Linked DNA regions of Mus musculus: region 1 is linked to region 2. Evidence: chromatin contacts called from ENCODE POLR2A ChIA-PET data. All regions are on one chromosome and are shown on one strand. The core of a region is the stretch at or near the end of the contact, and the rest is flanking DNA. Distances in the headings are between cores, read along the strand shown.

The links. ChIA-PET counts read pairs that join two places held with the same protein, here RNA polymerase II (POLR2A).
Region 1: POLR2A ChIA-PET joins it to region 2 with 22 read pairs in Patski. The contact joins the promoter of Slc22a5 here to the enhancer-like site in region 2. POLR2A ChIA-PET finds 5 or more read pairs at or near these places in 3 of 5 experiments (Patski and embryonic stem cell).

The regions. Positions count from the first base shown.
Region 1 is chr11:53,888,874-53,893,750 of GRCm38, reverse strand. Slc22a5 (solute carrier family 22 (organic cation transporter), member 5) reads left to right here and starts at 2,048. Exons shown (of 10, transcript NM_011396.3): 1 at 2,048-2,604. The coding sequence starts at 2,212.
Region 2 is chr11:53,758,776-53,763,062 of GRCm38, reverse strand. No RefSeq gene overlaps it. Among named protein-coding and RNA genes, the nearest start is that of Mir7671, 2.7 kb to the left of the region's middle. Within about 2 kb of position 2,940, at least 2 of the 3 ENCODE cell types and tissues checked have a DNase peak (open chromatin) inside an H3K27ac peak, as active enhancers do.

The sequences.
Region 1 (4,877 bases), core at 799-3,298, 130 kb before region 2:
GCTTTTCTTACACGGCTGGGATCCAATCCAGGGCCTGGTGTGTGTAAGGCAAGCACTCTCCCACTGAGCAACACCCCAGCTCTAAAGGCTTCTACTATGAGCACTGCCAGGGAGGAAGAACACAGGGCAGCCACTTATATCTCAACCTCACATGTCCCTGCATATGCCAATACATAACTATAATTCAGATTGTTAGTTCTTTATGCAAAACTTGAATCTGACCACGTAAAATTTTTATTTACTAGATCTGGACATTTTATTAATATGGCTGTGACAATTATTGTTGTCAACTTGACAGGGTCTAGAATCACCTAAGAGAGAAACCTCTAGGTGTCTGTGAGGAAGCTTCTAGATCTCGTTAGCTGGAGTGGGAAGAGTGACCCTCAGAGTGGCAGCATCTGTTCCATGGCCTTTGGTTCAGGACTAAGTAAGAGGAGAGAAAGCAAGCTGAGCGCCAGCATTTCTCTCTCCTGGCTTCCTGAATGAGGCGACTGTGACAAGCAGACTCCTGCCACCCAGCCTTCCGGGAGTGACTGACTCCACCCTCTGACTACTGAGCCGAACAAACCCTTTCCGCTTAAGTTGCTTTGTCTCTGTAACCAGAAAAGTTACTAACAGCTACTAAAGCAATTGTAGTTACAATGTTTGCCTGTTCCACCGCAATGCTGAGGAGCACGGTTGGTCAGTTGAGGTCAAAGCTACTGAGCAAGCCAGGGCAATATAGCAAAACTCATCTCAAAAAAATAAATATAGATAAAATTATAAGGGTAACTTCTTATTTTATTAGACAGTGTTGCTTCAGAATCATACAGTTGCTGGTCGGTTTTTTGTTTTTTGTTTTGTTTTTGGGTGTTGTTGGTTTTTAGAATATATTACTAGGACAAAATAATGGGTTTCATGGTAAAGTTTGTTGTTGTTGTTTATTTGAGAACCTGGAACTGGCTATAAAGACCAGACTTGATTAAGGTCCTTTGCCACAAACTCTGGTAAGTTTTTGTTTTGGTTTTTTAACAAGTTGGCTCCTGCATTAATTGTAAAAATTACAAATCTGAGAGATTAATCCTACACTAAGATCCTTAATCTTGAAGTCAAAATTTTACTATTTCTTAAATCAAAAGACAACAAAATAATTTAAGAACATAATAGTCTGGGAATTAAAATTCATTGCCACCTTTCTCATCACCAGTCTCAAAATCCACCCCTTTTTAATATATGTATATATTATATGTAAATATATATAACTATTATTTTATTTTATGTGTATGAGTGTTTTGCCTGCAAGTCTGTTTTGTCTAATGTGCCGAGTGCATGCCTACTGGGCCTGTGAGCTGCCCTATGCCTTTTAGGAAGCAAGCCAAGGTCCTCTGGAGGAGCAATCTGGACTCTTAAAGAGAGTCCTAGCTGAGCTATCTCCGCAGCCACAAAAGATGGCAGTCTTTCCAGGAAAAACTGCAACAAAGGCTGTCGTTGTCAATGAGACTCTCCGAGGTTCACAATATCTCTCAACCACAACAAAAATTTGAGAAGGTGGGCTGTTTACTGCTTAAATTCTAAGCCTCTTTCCATTGAACACCCAGAATGGTCTTCCCAGGATGGCCTTGGACACAAACTTTTCAAAGTCACCCTTTCCCTCAAGAGAAGGGCACCCTGGGAACCTGCTCCAGGAAGTGTCCTGAAAAGACCCAATTCCGCCCCCTAGAGCGGACCTGTTAGGGGCGTGGCTCACAGACGCCCCGCCTCAGTCTTCCAGTCTGGGCGGAACTAGAAGTGTTCACCCAACCCGGGCCCCGTAGAGACTATGGAGGCGTGGTCGAATGAAGCCACACCCCTCCCTCGCTGACAGTTCTGAAGCCCGGTTCAGCCCCGCCTTCTGTACCGCCCAGCTAGTTCTGAGTCCTAGCTCGGCTCCGCCTCAGGCGCACGCGCGGCCGATGGCCGGCGCCCACTGTGCGTCACTCAGGCCCCTGCCCCGCCCCCGCCGTGCCGCGCCGCGCCGCGCCTCAGAGCCGGGACGGCGGGGCGGGCCTTGCGGCCCAGGCCCATGCCCAGAGCCCGCCCCGCCCTCAGGCCCTATGTAAAGTTGGCGGTGGCCGAGTCGGAGGCGTCGGTGGGAACTCACGAGCCTTGCACGCAGAGGCTCTCAGCGCCCCGTCTCCCGCGCCACGGTGTCCCCTTATTCCCATACGGGCGCTGTGGGAGGCTGAGGACGGCATGCGGGACTACGACGAGGTGACCGCCTTCCTAGGCGAGTGGGGGCCCTTCCAGCGCCTCATCTTCTTCCTGCTCAGCGCCAGCATCATCCCCAATGGCTTCAATGGTATGTCCATCGTGTTCCTGGCGGGGACCCCGGAGCACCGTTGCCTTGTGCCTCACACCGTGAACCTGAGCAGCGCGTGGCGCAACCACAGTATCCCGTTGGAGACGAAGGACGGACGACAGGTGCCTCAGAAATGCCGCCGCTACCGACTGGCCACCATCGCCAACTTCTCTGAGCTAGGGCTGGAGCCGGGGCGGGACGTGGACCTGGAGCAGCTGGAGCAGGAGAGCTGCCTGGATGGCTGGGAGTACGACAAGGACGTCTTCCTGTCCACCATCGTGACAGAGGTAGGTGACAGCCCCCCTATCAGGGTCTGGTGACATCGCGGCGACGGTTGTAGCCCTTCGTCCAACGCACAGGCTGATGAGCATCCTCCAGTCAGGTGGCCCAGGAACATTTTATGAGATGACTTCTAGCCATAGTACGCCCCTCAGGGGACAAGTGTCTGGCAGACCATCCGTCCATAGGGTCCCATTGAAGATAGAGTCCAGAAGGTTCTGCCCCTTAGGAGATGCCCTGAGACCCTGAGGGGTGGGACTTTCTCGAGGTAGTGATGTGATTCAGAGGGGCCGGATTCAGACTTGCTCCAGAGAAGAGGCCACAGTTTTAGCCTCTGTTCAGAAAGGAAAGACTCTTTGCAGAACTTTTTAAAGTTAAAGAAACGTGTGTTCCAAACTCTCTACCTTTTCTGGAGTTATTCTTTCTTCCCTCACCTGTCCTCATCCCAAAATGAAGGCTTGCCATGCCCCAGGAGAAACTGTTTTCCATTTGCCCGCGATGGATTGTTACTTCTTAAGGACCCATGTGTCTGCAGATCTATCCAGGGTGACTTGTTGGTATGGAGTCTTTTCCACAGTATTCTGGGACAAGATCACTGGAGAGGTTCGGTAAGGCATGTAAGGTTACTCTGAAAAGCGATGGAAACCTAATTCCTCATCCCCTTGCACTTTATTCTTGGGTGACTTTGACATTTCTCAGTCACTCTGCTGGGGGTGTGGCAGGCCATTTAATGGTGCATGTGGATGTGTTTGGGGACTTGGGCACCAACTGTAGTTTCCTGGAGGCTCAGCAGTATTGAATATGCAGAATATGAGAAGAATCTTCTGTGATACTATTGAGCAACTGGTTCATTGAGTATCAGGGATTGGGATTGGCCAGTTGGAGATAGTTTCTTGGTGAGTTTAGTTAGCCCTTAGGTCTAGATCCAACATCAAGAAATGGTTTCAGGAGCAGTAGGGAGAAGCTAGGAGTACCTGTTTGGCATTTAAGACTCTTGGAGGTATAGACTGAGCTTCCCTCCTTACAGGGGCTCTCAGGTATATATCATTCTTCAAGAGTAGAGTCAGAGAGTATCCCCACAAGAGTCACTGTCTGTTTCCTTTGGGAGTTTGTGGTTAGATGTGTTCAAACCTGTGCTTACCTACTACATAAGTAGTAAGAATGAAATCTGAGCTCCATTGGGGATTTTTAACTTAAGTGACATCGTGCCAGGATCAGGTATCACTACCTAACAAAAAAGGGCCTGGTCAGTGATGGAGCACACTCCTTTAGTCTGAGCACTCAGGAGGCAGAGGCAGGAAGAACTCTAGGAGTTGGAGGCCAGCCTGGTCTACAGAGTTGAGTTCTAGGACAGCCTGGGCTACATAGGGAAGTTCTCTATTTTGAAAAACAAAACAACAACAAAAAATGTATTTACTGAGATAGTAAAGTGCTTTTGACCCCTGAGTCCACAGAGAAGGGATTGTCAATTGTTCTACATCTTAAGCTCCAAACTCATAAGTGCTTGGAAGCAAGTGATGGCAGAGGCTGTTGGGGTTGACACATCAATTCCTGAAATCTGCTTTGGCTGCCCAAAAAAGGGGCAGTTGAAATCTGAAGCAGCTTCCTGTCGTGTCTTTAATTTTTACCCTGACCTTGAGAGTGCTGGGCTTTCTCTAGTCATTTGCCCCTACTTCACTGTCGTCTTGCTCGCTGCTGAGGGTGAAAGCAGTACTATTCAGCTCCCCAGAGGCTGGCTGATCAGCAAAAGTCCAGATTCTTTTTGACCTACTGCATAACTAATGTCAGTGTTTATTTATTTTTTTTCAATGGATCTGGATGCTATTGAGCTATCTTAGCAGTTTCGTAAGAGTTATATGCCCTTTCACCTACTTACAGGTCAGCAGTTTTTGCAGGAGGCAAGTTTAATACTTTACTTGGCTCTTTTCTTTGGAAATACTGGAATGCCTGTCTTGAAGTTCAAGGCTTTTCCACTCAGATGAACAGACATTGTTGAAAGCTGCTGCATTAACACTCTGATGACTTTTTCCAAGATCTGTTTTCTTTCAACCCAGACCTGGTCTGCTGACAACTGCAGCTAGTCAGCTCCCTGCCTTCTAAATAAATGTCTCTAAACTTGCCCTCTGCCCCAAATCAAGGATAGAGGTCTTTTAAGTACACTGTTAATTGATTCCTCTTGTCTTTCTTTCTTTTCTTCTTTTGATAGAAGGCTGACTTTTTTCTCTTTCAAGATAAATTACATACAGAAAGTGAACTACATGCTTGCAATAGATTAGGTTTC
Region 2 (4,287 bases), core at 1,691-4,190:
GAGGGGCGGGGCTTGAGTTTCGCTTTCTTGCCAACGTGGAGGCAACAAGGAAATCGAGGAGTTTCCCGGAACCGCTGAGCTCTGCTCCAAAGCAGGCAGCGGGACGGGCACGTGTCCAAAGTCCCTGGCCAGCAGCTCGCTGGAACTTCCAGTGGGAACCGGGGAAAACCAACCCCGGAAAAGCCCCACCTCAGAGCACCTGCCCAGTTCTCTTGGGGCTGTTGTTCCCAGAGAAGGTGGGGATCTCAAAGGAGAACAGCAGAGGGATCATTGAACAGGGTGTAATGGTGTCTGTCTGTCGGTCGGTCCACCAGCAGAGGATGGACCACAAAGTCAAGGGATACCTGAGGAATGACTGTTCCTGCCTGAGTCCTGAGTTTTATTGTTTGTCTTTGCATGGAGACAAAGTCTCACATACCTGAGACTGTTGGACTCAGGGTGGAGCTGAGTATGTATGACCTTGAACTTGTGATCCTCCTGCTACCACCTTTGAAATGTGGGTGACTTTGCCTGGTCTTTGCAGTATCAGGGTTTGATGCAGGCTAGGCAGACACTAGTAACTTAGCCCCATCATCTCCAGTACATGTGTGTCCATGCATGCCTGTGTGCAAGCTAGGGTTTCCAGTAGCCCAGGCTGGCTTCAAATTCCTGGGTAGCTGAGGCTGGCCTGGACCTCAGGATCTTCTCATCTTCCAGACCTCCTAAATGCTGGGATACGGGTACCAGCAACTGTGTTGGTTCATATCCACTCTTTGCTCGCTCTTTTCCTTATCCATTGGGAAGATTTCTCTGGACATGCTCAAGAAGAGCATCGCCCTTCCGTCCTGTCCAGCCTGCTAAGCTCAAGGCTAGAAACAACCAAACTTAGAGGCGGGCACAGGGACAACAGTCAAGCTGAGTGAATTGGAGGCATGGAGTGGAACTGGACTTTTGGATCCAGTCCCCTGGCCCCTTGCCCAGTCAGGTCCTGCAGATGAAAGAAGAGTCCCTCTCTAGGAGTGGACTCAGCCCCTTCGTGAGTGACTGAGCCCTACCCTCCTGTGGGTCCTTGGGCAGCTAGCAGACTGTTCTCATCCCTAAGGAATGTGATTTGTGAGCTTGGCCACTTCCTTCTGTCCTCAGAGGCTGGAGCTCCCTGCAGCCATGGATGGCTGTGGGTTGGGTTTGAATCTGAGCCAGGAAGCTTGGCAGGGAAGGGCCAGGATGGTGTTTTGGGGGAGTCAGAGTATAGTTCCCTCCCTTGCATCTTCAATCCAAAGAAGAATCTGGGGTCAAGGGAGGCAGGGTCACCCCAAAGCGTATATTTCCTTAAATCCTTGGATCTCCCTCTTTGCAGCCATGGCTTTCAGAAAAGCAGGAATCAAACTCAGTAGACCTCCAGCCCCTCCTGGTCCAGAAGAGCTGGGGTCGGGGCTGGCAGTAGTGGTGACCATCTGAAGACAAGCAGATTGTCAAGAGGGAGGCAGGCAGATAGGTCAAGTGATGGCCTTTGCTTTTTTCCAGCCAGGTTCAGGATTGCCATGCCTGCAAGAGGGCTAAGGAAACTCTAAATTCTGCAAGAGCGGAGCTTGTGCTATGCCCGCAGACCCTGGTGACTCAGCCTGGGAATCCCGATGCCAGGGCCTGCCCCAGAGATGAGAGTGCCTGGCTGCCATGGCAGCAGTTGAGGGGGCCCCAGAGAGAATGTTTTATTGTACCCCCTTTCGTGGTGAGGCAGCTTTGTTTTTTATTTTTTTTCAGATTTAATTTTTAAGATCATTTTTATATGTATATGTATTTTCTTGCTCCTCTCCTGCCCCCTCTTGCACGTGTGTGTGTGTGTGTATGTAACATACTCAAACATGTGTGTGTACAGTGCTCAAAAAGAGACCAGAGGAGAGTGCCTGATTATCTGCAGCTGGAGTTTCAGGCTGTGTGCAGGGATCCTAACCTGGAGTCTCTACAAGGGCAAGTGTCATTACCACTGAGCCAGTATTTCTGAGTTAAAGAACCAACTGACCCTAGCTCATAAAACAGGCCTGGGAGCAGGCCTAAAAGTGTCTGTGCTGGGTTTCACTAGGGGGCATATTTGTGTATGTGTGTGTGGGGGAACAGGACAAGAGGAAGGTGCATCCTGCTTGCTACTGTATCCCCAAGGGCCAGCATAAAGCAGGTACCCTATGGGAAGTAGTGAAAGATGGATTGGAGGGAGGGTGGATAGGAGGATAGGGTAGGGGATGTATAAATGGGTGGGTAGGAGGGATAAATGAAGAGAAAGATGGATAGAGTGGAGGCTAGACTGATAGGCAGGCGGATGAGTAGGAGGAGAGACAGGTAGATGGATGGGACAGTGGATGAGGAGATGGGTGGATAGATGGTGGGTGGATGGATAAATGGATCACTGCGAGGGCAGGGAGATGGTGAACTCAGCAGGTCTTAGCAGTATGTACATGTTCCCTGAGATAATCTTAACAATAAAATAATTTCTACAAAAAACGTACGCTGCCCCGGTAGTAGGGAATGAAGAGTGAGGCTTCTCTGCGTGGCACTGGGGTTGTTTCTGCTCTGCTCTGTTGTTCCAGCGGGACCTCTGCTCCCTTTCCCATCACCTCCCCCCAGACCCCCTTTCACCCCTCCCAACTCCCACCCCCACCCCCTCGTCAAGGTAAAAGAACAGAAGACAAGGGCTTTTAGGTTCATGCTAAGTGGCTCTCTTCCTTCCCTGGAAGGACTGGCTGAAGGGAGGACTAATTAAGACCGACGTGCGAGATTCCAGTCCTTTTTCGAGATTCCAGTCTTTCTCCACCCCAGTGTTAAGATTCAGACCAGACGGGTGTGGGCGGCAGCCTCTGTTTACTGGGAAGAAAATAACAAGCCCCCTACGGGGAGCAGTTCTGTGTTTAATCCCTCGCCCCGCCGTCGCTGGGGCTCCAGGTGCCGTTCTCACTTCCCCTAGGAAGCTCACAGCTTTCAGATCACTGGACTCCAAGGGTCATCAGAAGGCTACTAGTGGAGATGCTTCCTCCCCAGGAATTCACCCCCTCCACCTGCTGCTACCCAGGACACAGGGACAGGCCGGCTCCAGCTCTAAAACCTCCTACCCATTTTCTCTAAGACCCACAGAAGGAACTCCCACTCTACCTTCCGAGCCTGAGCCTGAACTCTCCCCACGATCCCATATGCTGCTTGCTTGTGTGTGTGTGCGCGCGCGCGTGTTTACAAATCTAATACACTACCAAAACAAAAAACACCTGTCTGGCAGCAGGCAAGAGGTTGTCAGAGGCCCCCACACCCACCCTGCCTGGAGAGTCAGGAAGAAAGACTTGCTGGCTTCCCGCTGGATGAGTGACAGGCCACAGTGAGGATCATTTTGTCAGCCAACCAGCACACAGTGCTGCACAGGGAGTGTCCTGGAGGACTGGGCTCTATCAGTGAAGCCAGAATGAACTATGGCATGCTGGGAGAAGAAGCTGTGAGCCAGGGGGGACCTGTAGTGACTCGTCTGTCATTCTCAGGAAGCAAAACCCATGCCTTAAGATTCCACAGGAATAGAATAGAGTGCCTTGGACAGCCGTGTGTGAGCCGGGGTGCCAGTCAGTGACTTAGGCAGCTTCTTGTAGAGCGGGGACTCCAGTCTGAAGACTTAATGCGTCTGATTGACCGTGGGTTATGTTGTTCAGTAAGACAGCCATCACTAGCCTATATAGAAAGTCTGTAAGGGTAGAGGGAACTTGGTTACCTCCCACAGAAGGTCCAAGTGTACTCCGCTTACATGTATGTGTCATACCTGGAGTGTGAGGCCAAGAGACAGATGCCGAAGGGGTGGGGACAGGGTGCCTCAGCCAGTGTTCACAGATGGCTCCTCTGAGGAAGTATCAGTCTAACCAGGCTTGAAGCATGAGGCAAAGTCCACAGACCAAGGGATAAAAGAGGCCTTCGTTGGGGGAGGACAGCAGAGAAAGGCCTGGAATTTAGGCCTTTTCCCACATGGCTTGTCCTGGCTGCCTCAGAAACGCTCCAAGGCTGCAGAGGAGGATTGCCCACCAGACCTCCAGGGAGAGGCAATCTGGGAATCAGCATTTTTAAGGAAGCAGGGACCAGCTCTACATCTGTGTGTGCCTGAAAGTTAGTGCCTCCTTAAAAGTTTGTTGTGACTGCCTCACCCTAGTCCAAGACCCTGCTGCACCCTAGAGGTGGGGAGGGTAGCAGCAGACGCTTCTAAGGGACCCTCCGTGGAGGATCAGGGGTGTGACTCTGGTTTGTTTTGTTTTGACTTTTTTATTAAAACAAACAAAAAACCAATCACAT